2 separate regions of the Homo sapiens genome follow, and region 1 is linked to region 2. A link is an interaction called in ENCODE POLR2A ChIA-PET data of the cell type or tissue named here. Cell type or tissue: A673. All regions are shown on one strand. Each heading gives the region's core, and the rest is flanking DNA. Links, peaks and the distances in the headings are about the cores only. Region 1 has its middle 2.2 kb from the start of ARRDC5. Region 2 overlaps PLIN3 (perilipin 3).

Region 1 (2,906 bases), core at 180-2,679, 53 kb after region 2:
CAGCGATTCTCCCACCTCAGCCCCCCAAGTACCTGAGATTACAGGCAAGTGCCACTGCAACTAGCTAATTTTTGTATTTTTAGTAGAGACGGGGTTTCACCATGTTGGCCAGGCTGGTCTCGAACTTGTGGCCTCACATGATTCGCCTGCCTTGGCCTCCCAAAGTGCTGGGATTACAGTTGTGAGCCACTGTGCCCAGGTGCATACACACTCATTTTCATCTTAAAGACTCTACATTTATATTGGTCTATATTGGAAAAAACATAGAGATATGGCCAGGACCTGAAATCTGGTGCGCACTGAAGTTGATCAGGGCAGTGTGTGCTTAATCTGAACATCGACACCATCAGGAAGCAGCAACTCCCTGCATGATTGACATTTCTCTTTTTTTTTGAGGTGGAATCTCACTCTGTTGCCCAGGCTGGAGTGCAGTGGCGTGATCTCGGCTCACTGCAACCTCTGCCCCCTGGGTTCAAGCGATTCTCCTGCCTCAGCCTCCCAAGTAGCTGGGATTACGGGCATGGGGGTTACAGGCACCTGCCCCCGTGCCCGGCTAATTTTTGTTCTTTTTGTTTTTGTTTTTGTTTTTTTTTTGAGATTGGAGTCTCACTTTGTCACCCAGGCTGGAGTGCAGTGGTGCGATCTCGGCTCACTGCAAGCTCCGCCTCCCGTGTTCATGCCATTCTCCTGCCTCAGCTTCCCGAGTAGCTGGGACTACAGGCGTCCGCCACAAATGCCTGGCTAATTTTTTGTATTTTTAGTAGAGACGGGGTTTCATCATGTTAGCCAGGATGGTCTCAATCTCCTGACCTCGTGATCCGCCCACCTTGGCCTCCCAAAGTGCTGGGATTACAGGCGTGAGCCACCGCACCCAGCCAATTTTTGTTATTTTTAGTAGAGACAGGGTTTCACCATCTTGGCCAGGCTGATCTTGAACTCCTGACCTCATGATCCACCCGCCTCACTTGGCCTCCCAAAGTGCTGGGATTACAGGCATGAGCTACCACGCCTGGCTGACATTTCTCTTTATGCCTGCATCTCCCCCATTGGATGGGAAGTCCCTCCAGGGTGAGACCTTGTCTAAGTGAACTTTGTGCCCATCAATGTCTGCGTGACCCAGGCAGGATCTGGCTCAGCCAGGAGTGGGTGTGGGGGGTGGAATCAATAAAAGTTTGTTGAATGACTTAATGACCTCTGAGAATGTATCATTTTGCAAAAGGGAAACTGAAGCCCTTTGCACTCTAACAATTATTCCTGGCACCTGATTTGCACATGGTCTGGTGCCTGAGAGGGAGGGACATTGAATCATAGGAGGGGCTAGGAAGTACCCATTCTCTAGCCTGGCAGGCCTTATTTCTTGTCTTGGCTGTATCTTGCATTATTTTATGTGATAGCTTTTGTGGGCATTGGCCTCTTATTTCCCTAAGTCAAGCTCATCCAACCCCTGACCCACGGGCCACATTTGGCCCAGGATGGAATATGGCTCAACACAAATTCGTAAACTTTCTTTTTTTTTTTTTTTTTTTTTTTTTTGAGACAGAGTCTTGCTCAGTCGCCCAGGCTGGAGTGCAGTGGTGTGATCTCGGCTCACTGCAAGCTCTGCCTCCCAGGTTCACGCCATTCTCCTGCCTCAGCCTCCCGAGTAGCTGGGACTACAGGCATGTGCCACCATGCCCGGCTAATTTTTTTTTGTATTTTTAGTAGAGATGGGGTTTCACCATGTTAGCCAGGATGGTCTCCATCTCCTGACCTCGTGATCCACCTGCCTCAGCCTCCCAAAGTGCTGGGATTACAGGTGTGAGCCACCACACCCGGCCACAAATTTGTAGTTTCTTAAAACATTATGAGATTTTTTTGCAATTTTTTTTTTAGCTCATCAGGTATTGTTAGTGTTAGTGTATTTTATTATTTATTTATTTATTTATTTATTTTTGAGATGGAGTTTTGCTCTTGTTGCCCAGGCTGGAGTTCAGTGGTGCAATCTCGGCTCACTGTAACCTCCGCCTCCTGGGTTCAAGCAATTCTTCTGCCTCTGCCTCCCGAGTAGCTGGGATTATAGGCACGTGCCACCACATCTGGCTAATTTTTGTATTTTTAGTAGAGACGGGGTTTCACCGTGTTAGCCAGGCTAGTCTTGATCTCCTGACCTCAGTGATCCGCCTGCCTTGGCCTCCCAAAGTTCTGGGATTACAGGCGTGAGCCACTGTGCCCGGCCAGTGTTAGTGTATTTTATGTGTGGCCCAAGACAATTCTTCTTCCAATGTGGCCCAGGGAAGCCAAAAGATTGGACACCCCTGCTCTAAGTGACTTGTGAGCTTTTTTTCTGAGACGCCTGGAATAGTTTGTTACTCATGTTTTTAAATGATTAACTTGAGCAATTATTACTATTTTTTGAGACAGAGTCTCCTTCTGTCACCCAGGCTAGAGTGCAGTGGCGCAAGCATGGCTCACTGTTGCCTTGATCTTCTGGGCTCAAGAGGTCCTCCTGCATCAGTGTCCTGAGTAGCTGGGACTACAGGTGCACACCACCATGCCTGGCTAATTTATTTTTATTTTTTGTAGAGAAGGGTTCTCACTACGTTGCCCAAGCTGGTCTCAAACTCCCGGGCGCAAGAGATCAGCCTTCCTCGGCCTCTCAAAGTGCTGGGATTGCAGGTGTGAGCCACTGCACCCAGCTGGACAATTAACCTGAGCTAATTTGAAAAATTTTGATGTTCTCAAGATGACTAGGGAACTGGAGCCCTCAATCAACAGTCCTCAGTATCTTTTCTGCAGGGAGGGCTAGATACCTCCTCTGTGACACTTAACTTCCATTATCCAAGGTGCTTAGGCTGTGCCCCTCACCACGTGTACATGAAGAATGCATGCCCAGCCAATCACAGTGGCTCATGCCTGTAATCCCAGCA
Region 2 (2,906 bases), core at 136-2,635:
GGCTAATTTTTTTTTTTTTTTTTTTTTTTTTTTTAGTAGAGATGGGGTTTCACTGTGTTAGCCAGGATGGTCTCGATCTCCTGAACCTGTGATCCGCCCGGCCTTGGCCTCCCAAAGTGCTGGGATTACAGGCGTGACCCACCGTGCCCGGCCTAATTTTTGTATTTTTAGTAGAGACCGGGTTTCACCATGTTGGCCAGGCTTGTCTCAAACTCTTGACTTCAGGTGATCTGCCCACCTCGGCCCACCAAAGTGCTGGGATTACAGGCTGAGCCACCGCGCCCTGCCTATATCCTAAGCTACTTATTTGCAAAAATCCCAATCCCCGCACTTTGGGGGGCTAAAGCAGTAGGATCACTCCAGCCAAGGAGTTCTGGATCAGCTGGGATGACAGAGGGAGACCCCGTCTTTACCAAAAATTAAATAAAGAAAAATTAGTTGGGCGTGATGGTGTGTGCTTGTAGTCCCAGCTACTCGGAGGCTGAGATGGGAGGCTCGCCTCAACCCAGGAGTTGGAGGCTGCATTGAGCTATGATCGCACCACTGCACTTCAGCCTGGGCAAGAGAGTGAGACTCTATCTCTAAAACAAATAAATAAAAAAGGGCCGGGCATGGTGGCTCACACCTGTAATCCCAGTACTTGGGGAGGCCGAGGTGGGCAGATCACAAGGTCAGGAGTTCGAGACCAGCCTGGCCAACATAGTGAAACCCCGTTTCTACTAAAAATACAAAAAATTAGCTGTGTGGTGGCAGGTGCCTGTAATCCCAGCTACTCAGGAGGATGAGGCAGGAGACTCGCTTGAACCCAGGAGGCAGAGGTTGCAGTGAGCTGAGATCACGCCATTGCACTCCAGCCTAGGTGACAGGGCGAGACTCTGTCTCTAAATAAATAAATAAATTAATTAAAGAAGAATATCAAATAAACAGTGCAGGGAGTGCGAATATGTGACCGAGATGACTGGAGTGGGATGTCTGGCCTGGCGGGAACACCAGCATTGTTGTCACAGTTCAGTGAGATCTCAAGTTTAGTCACGTATTTATGCAGGAGCGGAGTGGCGAAGGGGGAAGAGGAGGAGGGCGGGGAGAGGACAGGGGAGGTTGTGCAGGACCTTGTGGGCTGTGACGAGGACTTGGGCTTTGACCCCAGGGGAGGTGGGGTCCATGGAGGGCTGTGGGCAGAGGGACGGGTTCTGACTCAGGTGGTCACAGGCGCCCTCTGGTGGCTGCTGTGGGGAGGAGACTGTGGTGGATGAGGGCGGGAGCTGGTGAGCAGGACAGAGGGGACTGCGTTAGTGATGAGATTCCAAGATGCCCGGGAGAAGTGGCAGGGACGAGGCGGCAGTGAGTGTCGGCACAGACCCCAGGAGGCCGACAGCGGCTTCCGGTCAGGGGGCCTGGGGAGGGGTCCCAGAGCAGCCCGCTGGCCACACTTACCCAGTTCGGCATCCGTAAGGGGCAGGTGGTTGTCCGCCCACTCCTCCGACTTCCCCAGCACCGTGTCGACCCCACTCAACACCATCTGGCCCAAGCGGGAGCCCATGACCGATTGGACGCCGCCGGTCACTACGGACTTTGTCTTGTCCACGCCGCTCTGCACAGCACCGCGGGTCGCGTCCACCGCCTCCGACAATTGGGTGGCCACCGTGTCCTTGGCGCTAGACACCATCTCTTGGGCCCCCGACACCTTAGACGACACAAGCTCCTTGGTGTCCGCCAGGACCTAGGAGATGCAACAGCATCAGCATCTCTGCCTTCCCTCCATATCTGGGCACCCCTCCCCTGCACCCCAACTTCCAGGGAGACCGAGGCGGGGAGCGCCATCCCCCGGGTGACCCCAGCATCTCCGTCTTCCCTCTGTATGTGGGCACCCCTCCCCTGCACCCCAACTTCCAGGGAGACTGAGGCAGGGAGCGCCATCCCCCAGGTGACCCTGAGTCTGGAGTTGTGGGCATGACCTCATACTCTGCAGCCAGACTACCTAGGCTCCGTTCCTAGCTAGCTACTTCTCAGCTGTGTGGCTTCAGGAAAGTCACTCTACCTCCCTGTACCTCATTTCTTTCTTTCTTTTTTTTTTTTGGAGACAGGGTCTTGCTCTCTTGCCCAGGCTGGAGTGCAGTGACACCATCTCAGATCACTGCAACCTCTGTCTCCCGGGTTCAAGCAGTTCTCCTGCCTCAGCCTCCGAAGCAGCTGGGATTACAGGTGCCCGCCACCATGCCTGGCTAATTGTTTTTTGTTGTTGCTGTTGTTGAGATGGAGTTTCACTCTCGTTGCCCAGGCTGGAGTGCAATTGTGTGATCTCGGCTCACTGTAACCTCCGCCTCCTGGGTTCAAGCGATTCTCCTGCCTCAGCCTCCCGAGTAGCTGGGATTACAGGCATGCGCCACCACGCCAGGCTAATTTTGTATTTTTAGTAGAGATGGGGTTTCACCATGTTGGTCAGGCTGGTCTCAAACTCCTGACCTAGTGATCCGCCCACCTCAGCCTCCCAAAGTGCTAGGATTACAGGCATGAGCCACTGCACTCTGCCTGTTTTTTGTTTTTTTTTTTCAATTTAATTTTTTTTCTTTTGAGATGGAGTCTCCCTCTGTCACCCAGGTGGAGTGCGGTGGCACAATCTCGGCTCACTACAAACTCCACCTCCTGGGCTCAAGTGAGCCTCCCACCTCAGCTTCCCCAGCGAGTAGCTGTGACCACAGGCACGTACCACCACTCGTGGCTATTTTTTATCTTTTATTTTTATTTATTTATTAATTTTTTTGAGGCGGAGTTTCACTCTTGTTGCCCAGGCTAGAGTGCAATGGTGCAATCTCGATTCACTGCAACCTCTGCCACGTGGGTTCAGGTGATTCTCCTGCCTCAGCCTCCCAAGTAGCTGGGATTACAAGCACATGCCACCATGCCGA

The links. Peaks named below come from ENCODE experiments on the same cell type or tissue, not always from the same donor. Only the 100,000 strongest peaks of a DNase experiment are listed, where the experiment ranks them.
Region 1: POLR2A ChIA-PET joins it to region 2 with 10 read pairs; 28 of 35 experiments call an interaction of 5 or more read pairs at or near these places.

Annotation. Positions count from the first base shown.
Region 1 is chr19:4,903,602-4,906,507 of GRCh38, forward strand. It overlaps a transcript of ARRDC5 not described here and a transcript of UHRF1 not described here. Among named protein-coding and RNA genes, the nearest start is that of ARRDC5, 2.2 kb to the left of the region's middle. In A673, for the core only: no CTCF peak of the experiment used is centred there; no DNase peak of the experiment used is centred there.
Region 2 is chr19:4,850,582-4,853,487 of GRCh38, forward strand. PLIN3 (perilipin 3) reads right to left here. Exons shown (of 8, transcript NM_005817.5): 5 at 1,435-1,720. Among named protein-coding and RNA genes, the nearest start is that of PLIN3, 16 kb to the right of the region's middle. RefSeq lists a silencer at 1,176-1,265. In A673, for the core only: a CTCF peak has its summit at 1,222 (motif pointing left); a DNase peak (open chromatin) is centred at 1,210.